2 separate regions of the Homo sapiens genome follow, and region 1 is linked to region 2. Evidence: chromatin loops called from intact Hi-C (ENCODE). Cell type or tissue: PC-3. All regions are shown on one strand. Links, peaks and the distances in the headings refer to the core of each region. The heading gives the core; the rest is flanking DNA.

What was found. Peaks named below come from ENCODE experiments on the same cell type or tissue, not always from the same donor. Only the 100,000 strongest peaks of a DNase experiment are listed, where the experiment ranks them.
Region 1: it touches region 2 in a loop (2.7-fold over the local background); 3 of 110 quality-filtered maps call a loop at or near these places.

What each region holds. Positions count from the first base shown.
Region 1 is chr1:56,643,116-56,652,811 of GRCh38, forward strand. PRKAA2 (protein kinase AMP-activated catalytic subunit alpha 2) reads left to right here and starts at 2,199. Exons shown (of 9, transcript NM_006252.4): 1 at 2,199-2,366. The coding sequence starts at 2,273. LOC101929935 (a long non-coding RNA gene) reads right to left here and starts at 2,203. Exons shown (of 3, transcript NR_135111.1): 1 at 2,103-2,203; 2 at 385-509. In PC-3, for the core only: no CTCF peak of the experiment used is centred there; no DNase peak of the experiment used is centred there; H3K4me3 peaks cover 993 bases.
Region 2 is chr1:56,580,240-56,586,536 of GRCh38, forward strand. It overlaps the pseudogene RPL23AP85. Among named protein-coding and RNA genes, the nearest start is that of PLPP3, 3.8 kb to the left of the region's middle. In PC-3, for the core only: CTCF peaks have their summits at 4,884 (motif pointing left) and 5,983 (motif pointing left); a DNase peak (open chromatin) is centred at 4,862.

The DNA.
Region 1 (9,696 bases), core at 3,072-5,571, 62 kb after region 2:
AAAACTAAGTTTTATCATCTATAAAATGGGAATAATAATCTTTCTTTTATGACAATTAAATAATTGTGTTTAAATGAACTTCTTAATCAACAAAGTATCATAGATGTTTCACATAGTAACAAAACTATAAGGTAGTCCACAGTAGCTATGTAAGAATCATAGTTATGAAGTATATAATAATTTAACTTACAGTATTTATCAACAAATAGTTAAGACAGTACGAAATGCTTTGAAATCTCAATTTACAGTTAGTCTTTATGTAGCTTCAAGAAAGCAATCATCTAACTTCAAGTGAAGACTTTTCAACATCTTTTAACGGGATATTAGAGCAGAAGACATATACATCTCATACCTCAAAAGCAGAATAGGTCTTTTCTTACTCACTTGACTACTGAAGGAATGACCCTTAACCAGATGAAAGTTCAGCACAAAAATAACTGGCTATTTTCTCAAAATTGCCAGCGAGGTAGAGTGATTCCTAGATGATACTTGTCAGCAAGAAAGATGATCTGAAGAATGAACAAAAATAGCCTCTGTTTAACAGCTGTGATATCTATAATTTATAAGCTGTGATCATCTCTCATCAGATTGTCTTGATGTTTGGATGAGAATGAATGTTTGAAATTTCTATATTTAGTACTTATCAGAAAACAAAGTTTTGTTGTGTCCTATTCTTTTTGATCAATACATTTCAATTTACATATAAACAGTGTTCAAGAGACTTCATGTTTGAGGAATGTGACCTTGAAACTCTACTGGCATGCAGTGCTATAAATGTTTGACTAATCCTTAATTACTTATCCCCAAACAGAATTTTTTTTTACTGTTTTAAAATTTTTTATTTCATTGGCAAATAAAAATTGTATATATTTAGTATGTATATGTTTTGAAATATATTGATTGTGGAATGGCTATAAGTCAAGCTAATTAACAAACATATTGTATACGAATCTTTTTGTGTGTGTGGTGAGAAGCAAATAAACTTTAATCACTGAAAGACAGAACAACATTAAAGAATGAGACAACATTAAAGGAAGGAAGGAAGGAGGGAAGGAAGGGCGGGAGAGAAGGAAGAGAGGCAGAGATAATCGCTTTATTACCTAATTCTTTGCCAGTCTTTTTTCTTTTTTTTTGTGGGGGAGGGTGGGGAGGTCAGTCTTTGAACACGCTGCCTAGGCATCATGCTTCTAATTTCCTCTTACCACTCTTTTCACTTCTATATCACATTTATTCTTCCTTTAATATGTGACCTTATACTGGCCTCGCCCTTCACAATTCCTCTGTCGCTTACGTATTTTACTTTCTGTGGGCAGAACATTGTTTCCCTTTCCACGTCTTTCCCATTTCCTTCTTGTACAGCTGTATCACATTTCGGTACTATATGTTTATATAAGCGCGTGGTAAAACTACATATTTATATAAGCATGTGCTAAAAAACACTCGAGCAAATACCGTGACTGAGATTTTTTGGAAAACTGTGGGCAAATTAGTTAAAATTGAGAGCTCTGGCGGAGAGGGTCTCTTCCATCTATAGGACAAAATAATTGGGAATTACAGAATAAGTAGAGGAGGACAATTCAAGAGAGCACAGAGCTGCGTGCATTCTCCCTGTGCCGCGACCTGTATCCAAAAGCCTCAGACGAGACTTGAGGAGCTTCCTAGAGGCTCTCCTGCCACTGCCCCTTTGGCCAGGGCCCTTCCCGCAGTCTCCCCTCCCGATTCTTCCCTTTTACAGCCCCTCGCTCCCGACATGCGAGGCCCGTCTCTTCTTCCAGTTTGACTTCCAAGTCTTTCCATTCCCTAGGATCGGGCCCCAGTCTCACCCCCTATTTTCACCCCCTTCGGTTTTCCTCAGAAAGGGCCTCCTGCCTCCCTCGGCACCCTCGCCTACCCCCCTCGCAGCACCTGTCGCCTCCGCCCCTCACTCGGACCCCGCGCATCTGGCGCAGCCCCTCCCGCACTCCCGCCCAGCGCCCCGCGTCCCCGGCCCCCGCTGTCGCTGCTTCGGGTTCCGCCGCAGGAGCCTCTCACTCCCGGGAGCGGGCGCCTCGCGCTCCCTCCCTCGGCCCCGCCCCGCCCGCCGCTCGCCCGTTGCTTCCCACCTGGGCCCGAAGCGCCCAGCGCCCTCTCCCGGGACCCCGCGCCCGCCCCGCGCCCCTCGCGGCTCGGGGTCCGCCCCCTCGCCCGCAGGGCCCGCTGCACTGTGGGTAGGCGGCGGCGGCGGCGGCTACGCGGAGCGGCAGGCGGTGGAGCGAGGCCGCGCGCGCCGAAGATGGCTGAGAAGCAGAAGCACGACGGGCGGGTGAAGATCGGACACTACGTGCTGGGCGACACGCTGGGCGTCGGCACCTTCGGCAAAGTGAAGAGTTGAGTACGCGCTCCGGACCGCTGTGCGGGGCTGCCTGACTTGCGGGAGGCCGAGGGGAGAGGCGGGAGCCCCGGGCCTCCGGCGGGCGCGGGGCTCGGCGGCAGGTGGAGCGGTCCCGGGTCGCGCGGAGCTGGGGCCCCGGGAGGGTGGCGCGCACCGCCTCGCCTGGCACCGGCGCCCGGGCCCCACAGGGTCCAGGGAAGAGGGCGGGGGTGTGAGCTGAGGATGGGCGTCCTGGGTTCCAGGTTCCGCGCCCATCTGCCTTTCTGGAGGTCGGAGCAAGGCACTTCTGTGTTCTCTGGACCTCAGTGTCCTCCTCTGCAAAATCGGGAGAACTGGACTCGTTCTGCGAGGCGCCTTCCAGCTCTGAGCCTGTAGGCTTAGGGCGGGGATCATCCACGCTACTGAGGACTGAGGCGCCGTTTCGTGCCGGGTGCCCTGTTAGGTGCTTTACATGGAATCTCATTGAATCCTCACAGTGACTTGGTCAACATGTTGTCCTCACCCTAAAGGTGAGAAAACTAGGACCCCTAGAGATGTAGTAACAAGCCCAAGGTCACACAGAAATGGTCAGTACCAGAGTGAAGTCTAAGATGTCCTCCAATTCTGGTCTTGCTGGGAGGTCCCTGCCATCCCCAGATTCCTTCACGTTCCAGGACTCTCGGTTGTTGGGGGTGACTGTTTGGGGGATGCTCCAGGGGCCAGAGGTTGTGAGTCTTTCTTCCTGGGGTGTTGTTTAACGCTGGAATGCAGCTGGATTGGGTCAGAGGTTAATTAAAACAGAGAGGTCTGAAGGTGTTTGTGTTTGTAAAATGGCTATGGGAAGACTTCTAGGGTAAGGGAGAGAAAAAGTTTCCTTGGTGTTTGGAGGATTTGAGGCTGAGGAGGTCAGGACTGCTAAGGCATATTCTGCTAAGGTCTGTCTTCATGGAGATAGGATCCCCTTTTGAATGTAGAAAAACAGGCTGCTTTTGAAATGTTATACTTTATTCGAGTTAAGTAACTAGTAAGAATAGTTAAGTATGGAACTTTCATTTGTTTTCTTTTTTGTTAATTAGTCACATGTGATTTAATTAACCTGCCTTCTCTCCAGAATAGAGACAGTTGTTTATTAAAAATACTTTGTTGCAAATCCAGAATTATAAGTGAAATATTGACCTTTATTTTTTCTCTTTGCTGAAGAAATGCTGGGTAGGCAGTCTGGAAATTTTATTCTGAGGTCTCTATTTCCTTGTAAAATTCATATTTTAACCCCAAGTCAAGGCTGTTGAATGAGTAGAAGAGACTCATTTTTCATTCCTTTGGTAAGAATCAGCTCCTGTTTTCTTGCACATATTTAATACTCATTCATGTGTTCAAAAAACGCTGAGCACCTGCAACGTGGTAGGCACTGTTCTAGGCAATGAGGATACAGCAAGGAAAAAACAGATCTTTTTGTTTAGCTTTCTAGTAGGAGAAGGCAGACAGTAATCAGAATATATATGTAAAAGGTATGTTTAATTTTATTGAGAAAAACGAATCAGGGAAGGGAAGATAGAGAGTCTTGTGAGGTTGGCAGTTTTCAATAAGGTGGTCAGACAAGGTGGTATTTTTGCAAAGACCTAAAAAGTTTGTAAAATTCTTTGCTGTCCTGTGAGGGTTATAAAGTCCTGGGTTATTTTTGAAAGACCTTATAAGTAGAGTGGATAGTTAGAATGTATTTAAGATGAATACAGGACAATCCAGGGATTGGATTAATGCCTGTAATGTTACTTGTCATTTAGTATTATTATTAAGGACTATTGTGTTACAACATTATACAGTTGCTCAAGCAAACAGCGCCTTTGACATTTGGACATGTACACACAAAGTTATATAACTTAACCCTATGTCCTTTCATATTGTGTTAAAAGTTTTTGCTTGTCTTTTTAAGTTCATATACTGTAATCTGAATGTAGAGTAGAATACTCATCAGATCAATCAGTCCATTGCCAAAGACAACTTAAATCTCTTGTATGTACTTTTGAATTGTTTCCAGGCACTGGCTTCTTAAAATATAAACAGAAAGAACTTTGATTTATGAGAAATTCTTTTCCTGGAGAACCTCTGTCCAATGAACAACCAGTTGAAGGAGTTTTCCTAACACTGTGTTAGATCCTCTCAAAAGTGATACCATGGTTTCCTATCCAAGATTAGGATTAGTACAATTGTTACTCATATAATTCTTCAAGGGACAAGCGAAACAAAAAGTCATGTTTTTTTTTTTTGTTAGAAAACAGCTTTATGGTTGGGCACTGTGGCTCACACCTGTAATCCCAGCACTTTGGGAGGCTGAGGCGGGCGGTTCAATTGAGGTCAGGAGTTTGAGACCAGCCTGGCCAACATGGCGAAACCCCATGTCTACTAAAAATACAAAAATTAGCCAGGCGTGGTGGTAGGCGCCTGTAATCCCAGCTACTGAGGAGTCTGAGGCAGGAGAATCACTTGGACCCGAGAGGCAGAGGTTGCAGTGAGCCAAGATTGCATCACTGCACTCCAGCTTGGGCGGCAGAGCAAGACTCCATCTCAAAAAAAAAAAAAGAAAAGAAAAGAAAACAACTTATTTAGGTATATTTTATATATGAAATTCATCCATTCTAAGTGTACAATTCAGTGATTTTTACTAATTTTGCCAAATGTTGCAACCATCATTATAGATAGGTTTTAGGACATTTGAGGACACCACAGTAAGATTCTTTATACCCATTCACAGTTAATCTCATTTCTACCCTCAGTCCCAGGAAATCACTAATCTGTTTTCTGCCTGTATAAATTTGCTTTTTCTAGGCTCTTCTTCATAAACGTGATCGTTCAATATGTCATCTTTTGTGTCGAGCTTCTTTAACAATGCTTTTGAGATTCATGCATGACATAGCATGTGCCATTAATTTGTTCCTTTTTATAGTTGAATAATATTCCATTGTGTGGATATGCCACATTTTGTCTATACAAAACCAGTTGATGGTCATGGTTTCAAGTTTTGGGCTATTATAAATAATGGCACTACGAATATTCACATGTAAGTCTTTGTGTGGACATATGTTTTCATACACCTTGGGTAAATAACTAGAAGTAGAATTGCTGGGTCATATCGTAGTTTTATGTTTTACTTTTTGAGAAACTGCAACACTTTCCCAAAATGGTCACACCATTTTATAACATTCCCATCAAAGATGTATGAAAGTTCCCTTTTCTGAGTATCTTTGCCAACATTTGTTATTGTCTGCCTGATTTATTATAGCCATTCTAGTGGGTGCGAAATAGTATCTCATTGAGGCATTAATTTTGCGTTTCCCTAAGGACTAATGATGTTGAACATTGTCTCACGTAATTACTAGTCATTTATGTATTTTCATTGATGGAATGTCTGTTTATATCTCTTGCTTATTTTCTAATTGGGTTACTTGTCATCTTATAAGTTGAGTTGTGAGGATTCTTTGTAAATTGTGGATACAGATCCTTTAATGGATATATTTTGCAAATATTTTCTTCCAGTCTGTTGTGTCTTTTCATTTTCTTGTGTCTTTTGAAGTATAAAAGTTTTGAATTTTCATGAGGTCCAATTTATTAGTTTTTAAAATTATTTTATGGACTATGCTCTTGATGTCATAGGCAAGAAATCTTTGCCTAGCCCAAGTCTCAAAGATTTTCTTTTATGTTTTCTTGTAAATATTTTATTATTTTAGCCCTGATGTTTAACTATGTGATCTATTTTGAGTTAATTCTTATGTATGGTGTGAGATGAGGTTGTAAGGTTAACTTTTTCCATGTGGATAACCAATTGTCTCAGCAGTTTTTGTTGAATGCAGGTGCATTTTTAATTGTTGTAGATTTTAGACATTGCAAAATGAATTTCTACTAAAAAAGCTAATAGGAGATGATGTAATTTTAAAAGCTTGGCCAGGTGTGGTGGTCCATGCCTGTAATCCTAGCACTTTGGGTGACCAAGGCAGGAGGATCCCTTGAGCCCAGGGGTTCAAGACCAGCCTGGGCAGCATAGGGAGACCCTGTCTTTGATTGATTGATTGATTGATAGAAAGATAGATAGATAGATAGATAGTTAGATAAATGGTTATAAAAACATGGAAATGGAGAAGTAAGGAACATTTTATGTGCTTTCTCTCTTGACTTTTTTCCTTTTTCTTATTTGTTTATTAATTAGTTTTTTTTAGGGACTATGTTGACCAGGCTGTTCTCAAACTTGTGGCCTTAAGCAGTCTATCTGCCTCAGCCTCACAGTGTTGGGATTACAAATGTGTCCCACCATGCCCAACTTTGACTGTTATGCTAATTATAGATTTAGAAATTTTAGGCCAGGCACGGCGGCTCACGCCTGTAATCCCAGCACTTTGGGAGGCCGAGGTAGGTGGATCACTTGAGGTCAGGAGTTTGAGAACAACCTGGCTAACATGGTGAAACCTCATCTCTACTAAAAATACAAAAATTAGCCAGCTGTGATGGTGCGCGCCTGTAATCCCAGCTACTTGGGAAGCTGAGGCAGGAGAATCACTTGGACCCGGGAGGCGGAAGTTGCAGTGGGCCGAGATTGTGCCACTGCACTCCAGCCTGGGTGACAGAGCGAGACTCCGTCTTAAAAAAAAAAAGAAATAAAGAAATTTTAACTTCAGTTGTTGATATATCAATTTATGGACCAAAGTTAGGGACAAAAAGCAAAAATTGAAAATGGAATAGTTTTAACAGCAGTAGTTTTAATTTGTTTTTTAAAAGTATATGGAAATCTTTGTATTTGTTAATAAAGCCTTATTTAAAATGTTTTAAATTTTGTCCTTCATTAGTCTATTGTATTATCAGGTTGCTGAGGGACTGTTTTTGGAAACAGATTATATGGGCTGACAGAGTTTAAAAGTAATGCTTTTTATCTATTTAAAATTTTTCTCTATATTGACTGTTTAGGCTCTCACTCTGGGTAGGGTAAAACTGTTAGAGAGTTCTTGTAATTAGACTTGTTCATTTCTTATCTAACTTCTCTAAAGGTGATAGAAATTCTAGAAGAATGGTCCTGTTGTTTGTGTTATATAAAGACTGATTGAAGAAACAAAATTATAGTGCTAATTATTTATTTAAAAAGAAGCCTGCATTTTCAAGATGAGTAGTAGTATATATGTGGTTTATGATTTAAACAAATTTTTTTCAACATTTTACTCCAGAAATATGTTTACCCATATGTGGTTTATGAAATAAATATTCTTCATTGGAATTGTACACCAAGGGATACTTAGGTTCTTTCTTGTCGGCAAAGTCTCACGAAGAAGTTACCCTTTCCATTTTTCAAATAGTTACATGACTGGCCTACAGACTGCTTTCAATAAATTAAGTAAATATTTTACTAATTCCCCACTTGTTTTTGAGATAACAGGAAGGATAAACCAAAACTTAAACAAACAAACAAAAAGTGTTACCTTATTTTGAAATGTAAATATCAAGTCCTAAATGATAAATCAAATTTCACACAACTGTCCCATCAATTGATGGAGCTAAAAGTTATGTCTGTGGTATTTTGGTCCCTTGCTTGACTTGTGTGCTAGTGTGGAAGCCCTGAACAATTTAACTCCCTGGGCCTTGTTTTCTTCCCCTCCTAAAGGATAACACTGGAGTAGCGAATCTGTGAGGTCCTTTACAATGCTATCATTAAACCGATTTTTAAAAGATTTAACTCCAAAAAAATGGGTATATTTAATTATTCATCCTGGTTAATGAAAATTTGAGTTCCTGAGTCTGAAATGTAGATGTAATGTAGAACAGGGGAAAAGGAAACATATTTTCAATACTTCAGTGATAAAAGGTACAATTTGATTAAGTTGTTACTATATTCTAATCACTGTATGATATATGCACTTGATTTTTTTTTATTCCCAGAGTAATCCTCTAAGTTTGGTATTATCTCCATTTAACAAATGAAGAAATTGAGAATCAGATACTTTAAGTAACTTGTCCAAAGTTCCAGTGCTATTAAGTGGTAGAGCTAGCAATCAAATTCAGGGTTCTCAGACTGCAAAGTCTCTGCTCTATGGACTGTAAAGTCAAAATGCCTAGTATGTTCTGAGTTTCAAACCTACAAGGATATAATTTTCTATGTCTGCTCATATTTATCAGAATTGAGAAAATAAGATTTAAATGTCTTTCAGTCCATATTTAGAGATAAATAACGTTTTTTGAAATGCCATATATAGATGATTAAAATTTATATTTTTACTTTTCCAACATTTACTTGGATGCCTCAATCTTTCATTTCTTATTATAAAATGTGCTGAATTCTACCAGTTTTAACCCATGTTTATTAGAAATACTAGTGATTTCAGTGTGTTTACTGATATGAAAGTAATCTTTTTTTTTTTTTTGAGACTAGTCTGGCTCTGTCGCCCAGGCTGGAGTGCAGTGGTGCTATCTCAGCTCACTGCAAGCTCCGCCTCCTGGGTTCACGCCATTCTCTTGCCTCAGCCTCCCCAGTAGCTGAGACTACAGGCGCCTGCCACCACGCCTGGCTAATTTTTTTTTTTTTTTTTTTTTTGGAGACAGAATCTTGCTCTGTCACCAGTCTGGAGTGCAGTGGCGCGATCTCGGCTCACTACAACCTCTGCCTCCTGGGTTCAAGCGATTCCACTGCCTCGGCCTCCCGACTAGCTGGGACTACAGGCGTGCACCACCACGCCCTGCTAATTTTTTGTATTGTAGTAGAGATGGGGTTTCACCATGTTGGCCAGGATGGTCTCGATCTCCTGACCTCGTAATACGCCCGCCTCAGCTTCCCAAAGTGCTGGGAGTAAAGGCGTGAGCTATTGCGCCCGGCCTCACCCGGCTAATTTTCTGTATTTTTGGTAGAGACAGGGTTTCACCGTGTTAGCCAGGATGGTCTTGCTCTCTTGACCTTGTGATCCACCTGCCTCGGCCTCCCAAAGTGCTGGGATTACAGGCTATAAAGGTAATCTTGACTAGTGATTGCCAGTAACCTTTAGTAACCAGACTAAAGAGAACTTGTACAAATGATTTGATGTTCTAGAAGAAAACATTGGTATAAGAAGGTATTAGCTCTGGAATTAATTCCATTTCTACTACCAGTTGTCTCACCTTTGGGAAAAACCATTAGATGCTGAGCCTTTGTTTCCTCCTTCGTAATATGGCAATGATCATACTTGTCCTGCCTACCTTCTGGAATAGTTATGAAGATCAAATGAGTTGAGGTATATAAAATGGCTTTGGAAAAGATAAAATGCTATACAGATAGATGACACTTGTGGAGATGGTGAGATGCATGGCAATTGTAGGTAAATTCTGCACCCTGTGTTAGAAAG
Region 2 (6,297 bases), core at 3,798-6,297:
TGTGAGGGTTAGCAATTACCTTTTTTCTGGGTGAAGGAGTCTCAGGCAACCCCTCTCTTGGCCCCAAGAGTAATTCTACTACTATGGGGAATTCCAGGGCAGCCAAAATGCTCTCTGCTTGAGTTTCAGACAATCTAACATTTTTCCTTAGAGGCTGGCATCTTATTTTTAATTATTTTATGTGAGTTAATCTTTTTTCCAGATAGAGAATAAACATTTCCAGGGCAAGGGCCTTCCCTTGTATCTTCTATAGTGCCTAGCATGGACCTGGGCACAGTGGACAATAAATGGATGTTTTTTCCAGGTGGTTCTTTGTGTGCATTCAGAAATGGAAATATTTGTAGCTTTTTGATACATTATATGAATCATGTTCTTTCTTACACTGACTTGTTTTGGGTTTTGATAACTTTATATGCAGCCACCATCAACCCTTTCTGGTACAATTGCCCTTTCTGGTACAATCCTTTCACACTCCACACCCCTGCTCTCCTGCACGCTCTGCCTATAATGCATACCCTTTCCTCCTCTAGTTAGGGAAATGCTTCTCTTGCTTTAGTATCCTCTGAAATGTCACCTCCTCTCTGAGTACTTTCTTCATTCCTGCACAGAATTAACTTCACTGTCAACTCTTTGCTTCTAACTATTTTTTTTTCCCCCGAGATGGCGTCTCACTCTATCGCCCAGGCTGGAGTGCAGTGCCTCAATCTTGGCTCACTGCAATCTCCGCCTCCCGGATTCAAAGGATTCTCTTGCCTCAGCCTCCTGAGTAGCTGAGATTACAGGCTCGTGCCACCACACACGGCTATTTTTGTATTTTTAGTAGAGATGGGGCTTCACCATGTTGGTCAGGCTGGTCTCAAATTCCTGACGTCATGATCGCCTGCCTCGGCCTCCCAAAGTGCTAGGATTACAGGCATGAGCCTATGTCAGCCTGATTTGGTGTTACAGATGGTAAAGACTAGCAAACTGTGTAGGTTATCAGCGCCGCGGCATCTCTCTAGTACCTAGCACGGGATTTGCTGTGTACTGAATTAAGCTCAAGTTAGCACCGGTTAGTAAGTGGGGCTTGCAAAGAAAGACAACATTGCTATCTTCTGGAAGCAAGAAGATCTGACTCTCCCAAGAAGTTTTGGAGCTGAAGCATCCAACTGCAAATCACACACAGCACTCTCAATTCAAATAGCACAGGTAAAAGCCAGGGTAGTTCAGAAGGCAGATGCTTGAGATAGCTTTTTCTTGAGAAACACCTTCTCTTGAAAAGTTAAAAGAGTGGAAACAAAACAAGGCCAGGTTCATAATTACTGACATTCTAAGAGGAATTCAGGATTCCAGGGTCTTTGCCTACTCAATTGTCTTTGTAATTATAGTCATCTTTGAAATTCTTAGTCACCAAACCATGCTTTTGGAATTCCAATCTAAAAGCAAGCTTTCTTGAAACTGCAGGCCTCTCTGATCTTTCCCTCCTTGGAGCTCTAAAAGACCTTGAGTAGATACTCAAGGTCTTATTCCACTGGACACGGCCCTATCTGATTACTTCACTTTGCAAATCATGAAATTACTTGCAAAGTGAAATAATAAGACAGGGTCATGTGCAGTGGAATATAGTGGCTTGTCTTACTTGCAAGTGGTCATAATTTGTCCCTCAAACATTGTTAGCTCCATGAGGCGAGAGCCTTGACCTTAATACCACAATCAATAATGGTGAAATCCTAAGTCAAAGAAAGAAATAGTAACTACATGAATTTTATAGGTACCTCCCTGTATGTTTCCTGTCTGCTTTTCCTTATCTGTGAAATGACTTTTATTAATTTAAGAATACACATATTTTTAAAAGTCAGACTGGCTGGGCGCAGTGGCTCACGCCTATAATCGTAGCTCTTTGGGAGGCCAAGACAGGCAGATGGCTTGAGGCCAGGACTCCAAGATCAGCCTGGCCAACATGGTGAAACCCCATCTCTACTAAAAATACTGGTGTGGTGGTACAGACCCATAGTCCCAGCTACTCCCTGAGGCTGAGACACGAGAATTGCTTGAACTGGGCAGGTGGATGTTGCAGTGAGCCCAGATCATGCCACTGCACTCCAGTCTGAGCAACAGAGGGAGACTCTGTCTCAAAAAGCCTGTTATTCCAAAAGCAGATAAAAGGGATAATAAATGGATGTTTAAATAAGACTTTTATATTTCCATTTATAAGGCTCTGTGGGCTATTTTTCCATAACTAAAAGATCATAGTGTTAATTGATGTATGTAGTTCTATGCAAACAGGTATTATATTTGGGTAACTCTTCAAAGGACCGCTACAAATACTTGTTATTATAAAACTGATTTGAACAAGTAATAAAATATAGTGTCAACATATTTCTTTAGATAATGGGAAATAAAGCAGCTAACCAGACATATAAACTTGAAGGCCTCTTTGCCTTAAACCCTAAAGTTGAATAATCTTACCAGCAAATAAATTGCAATAAAACAGACTTGATAATTTAGAATGGTGTCATTTCAAGGTAATTAAGTAATTAGAATTTCTGGCAAACAAACTTACCAAAATTCACACATCAAAATGACATCCAGTTCATTAAATTGGTCTGTATAAAAACTATAATATCAGCAGGGATAAATGCCTTTTTAAGATTGACTTATTGTGTGTGACAACAACAGCACATCATTCTTACATAACTGATACCTCCCAACATTTAAATGGCCTTCATTTCTAAGATCTCTCGTTACCTCATAATTTTCTTTCTCTCTCTTTTTGACTCCCAATATTTAATAATTAATTATTTTTAGTTTTGAAAAGGTATGAATTGGCTCTAGAAATATTGAAGAGGAAAGTAGCTGAGTCCCTTTTATATAAAATTGTATGGTCAAAAAGTAAGAGCCTAAGTTTCTTAAGCCATTGAAGTTAACTTAAGAAGACATAGACATTTTGACTAAGAAGAGTCTGTTTATCCAGATTCTTCCAAACTGTTATATTCATATTCCACCTCTGGTTTTTACTAAACAAAAATTGCTAGCTTGCTGCTATAAGTGTTGGATTTGATATCACGAGTGCTTCCAGAGGACTGAATGGAAACATCTACCGTAATACTCCTGAGAAAAGGCAGGAAGGGGCAGGGGATTAGCAGAAGGGTTTCTGCTGTTTGACCTGAGGCAAGCTGAATAACCTCCCTGAACCTCAGTTTCCTCAACTTTTAAATGGGGCTGACATTTTCTGTAGTTGTGAGGAGGGTTTAAAAGTATAAAATGAAATAATACATTTGAAAATGCTTGGTACACAATAGGCAATCAATAAATATTAGTTGAATGTTAATTTTGTTTTTTCTTTGAGATAGAGTCTTGCTCTGCCACCCGGGCTGGAGTGCAGTGGCGCGATCTCAGCTCACTGCAGCCCTCCTGAGTTCAAGCGATTCTCGTGCCACAGCTGGGATTACAGGCATGGCCACCAAGCCTGGCTAATTTTTGTATTTTTAGTACAGACGGGGTTTCACCATGTTGGCCAGGCTAGTCTTGAACTCCTGTCCTCAAATGGTCCGCCCACCTTGGCCTCCCAAAGTGCTGGGATTATAGGCGTGAACCACTGCGTCTGGCAAGTTGAATGTTAATATTTTCAATGAACACTTTATTTCTACAAAATACCTCATTTAAATACAGCTATTTAAAAAGCATTTATCAAGTACCACCTTGAATATAACCATTTAATTGTAGTCATCCTTCCCTGAATAAAATAACATCTTCAGCCTCTCAACTCCTGTCTTTTTAAAATATGCAATTTCTTGAGGTTTCAGAAAGTATTAATTCAAAATACTTATTTTCTTGAACGATTTACTTATATGTTGTTTTCTTCAGGATTGTTTGTGAAATCTAAGAAAAGCCATTTGCTTAAGCTAATAATCTTGTGAGAGTACAAGTGAAAGTACTTTCATTTTAAAAGCACTTTCACATCTATTATCTTATTTTTATCTTTACAACTCACTGAAGTAGGTGGAGTTGCTATCATTAGTCCCATTTTACAGATGAGAAAACTGAGGCAAGCTCACTTAACTGGATAGAACTGGTTTTCCCCATAGGTAAAATGAAAATGATTCTAACATTAGCTCATGCAGGGTGAAGTGTATAATGCTTTACAGTTTATAATATTTATAATACAGTTATACCCCTTACAGTTTATAATGCTATTTACATTCACTGATCTTGTTTCCGAATAGGTAAGGCAGAGATTATTATCCTTGTTTTAGAATAAGGAAATTGAATCTTGGAAAGATAGGAGATTTGATTAAAGTTGGTGGTGAGGAGATTCCTGAAGAGCCACTGGAATCCAGGTCTCTTAATTTCTAAACTAAGGTTTTTTTCTTTACCCCACAAGGTCTCACACTCAAAGGTGCTCAGAAATTTCTGCTGTTCAACAGTGAATTCACAGAGTAACTTAGAGGGACTGAAGAATTAGCTTCATGTCTTTAGTAAAGAGACAGAGGGGAAGTTGTATTTTGTTTGTAATTTCTTACAGGCTTGGAAGGGAACAACATTGTTGCACCTTGTGTCTCTGAAACACATTTGGCTTCATAATTTGTCAAGCAGTTTTTTTGTTACAAAAAGGGAGCTTTAAGAACACAAAATCGTAGTGGTACTGGAAAGCAGTCTTGGATTCATGTCAACATTTTTACCCTTTTACAAGTAGTAATCTTTTCTTAGCTAGAAATTAGAGCAGTTAAGAGCTAATCTTATGGTAATTCAAACAGTTAATGTTGTTCATTAAAAAAAAAATTAGAACGGATGGAGGAACTTGCAAATAAAGATGCTTCAGAGAATTTCCAAAACTGGTCAACTAGAGCTTGGCTGATAACTTAAAAGGAGAGTGATGCTGCCATCTTGTGTCATTATAGGAAAGTGCCATGGCTCCCAAAGTGAAAATGGCAGTAATTGGGGGATGGGGAATGATTGAAATGGGAATTAAGAACTTTTATAGCAAACATAAAATAATAGCCAACAGCGATTCGATTTTGACTATCCTAATATTGGTTATTCATTCAATAGAAATTTATTGAGCATCTGCTATGTACCAAACACTCTTCTATAAGCTAGGGATATGGCAATGAATAAAACAAAAATTCCTGTCCTCATTGAACCTTTAGGCTTTAATTATTCGATACGTGTTAACTCCTTTAATATTCCAAGCATCCCTGTAAGGAAGGTTTTTTCATTTTACAGATGAGGCTACTGGGGCACAGGAAAGTTAAGTAACTTTAACTGCCAGGTGATAGAGCCTGGATTTGAACCCAGGCAGTCTGAGATAGGAGCCATCAAGTCTTTATTACTATTACTTTTAAATGATTATTTTTCTGGTGAATATTTAGAATTAGCCAGCTGGACTCAGCTTAGATGATCCCAGTTTTGTTGGCCACATCCGAAACGTAAATCAGGAGGCAATTGAACATATGTGTTCTCTCCACCAGGCCTGATCAGGGTGTTGACCTTGGCCACATCAGGGTCATAGAGCTCCTTCATAGCCTGTTTGATCTGGTGCTTGTTTGTTGGCCTTGATATCCACAATGAACCCAAGTGTATAATTGTTTCCTTTTTCGTTTTTGCACATTACTTCCTTTATAGTTTATCATGAAGACTTTCAAATATACAGAAAAGTTGAAAATAATTTACCATGAGCATTTATATGCCCACTCCCTAGAATCCACCATTAATACTTTATTCTACTTGTTTTATCACATATCTATCATTCTGTTATCCATCAATCCATCTCGATTGTCATGTTGTTTTCTATCTTCTTCATAGCAGACTCAGTGGTCAGTGGAACTGATGAGGCAGAGTGAGTAAGCTTGTTTCTCCTGGGGGTGCTCATCCAAGGATATTTGGGCTGCTTCCACAACCACAGTGCCTTGGGCCACCAGAAAGAGGGTGCCATATGGATCTTTTTTTTTTTGTGGCCAAAGCCTTTGTTTTGGCATCAGCTTCGGTGGGGGCAGGAGCTTCCTTCTTCATCTTCAGCGCCATCTTGTGAAAAGGCTAAGATGTTAATAATTAATCTGTAATGAATAAACTTTGTCTGTGTAAGGCAGCAGCCCCCAACCTTTTTGGCATCAGGGACTGGTTTTTTGGAAGGTAATTTTTCCGTGGACCGGGGAGGGGAGTGGGGGGATGGTTTCAGGATAATTCAAGCACATTACATTTATTGTGCACTTTATTTCTATTATTATTACATTGTAATATATAATGAAATAATTATACAGCTCACCATAATGTAGAATCAGTGGGACCCCTGAGTTTGTTTTCCTGTGACTAGATGGT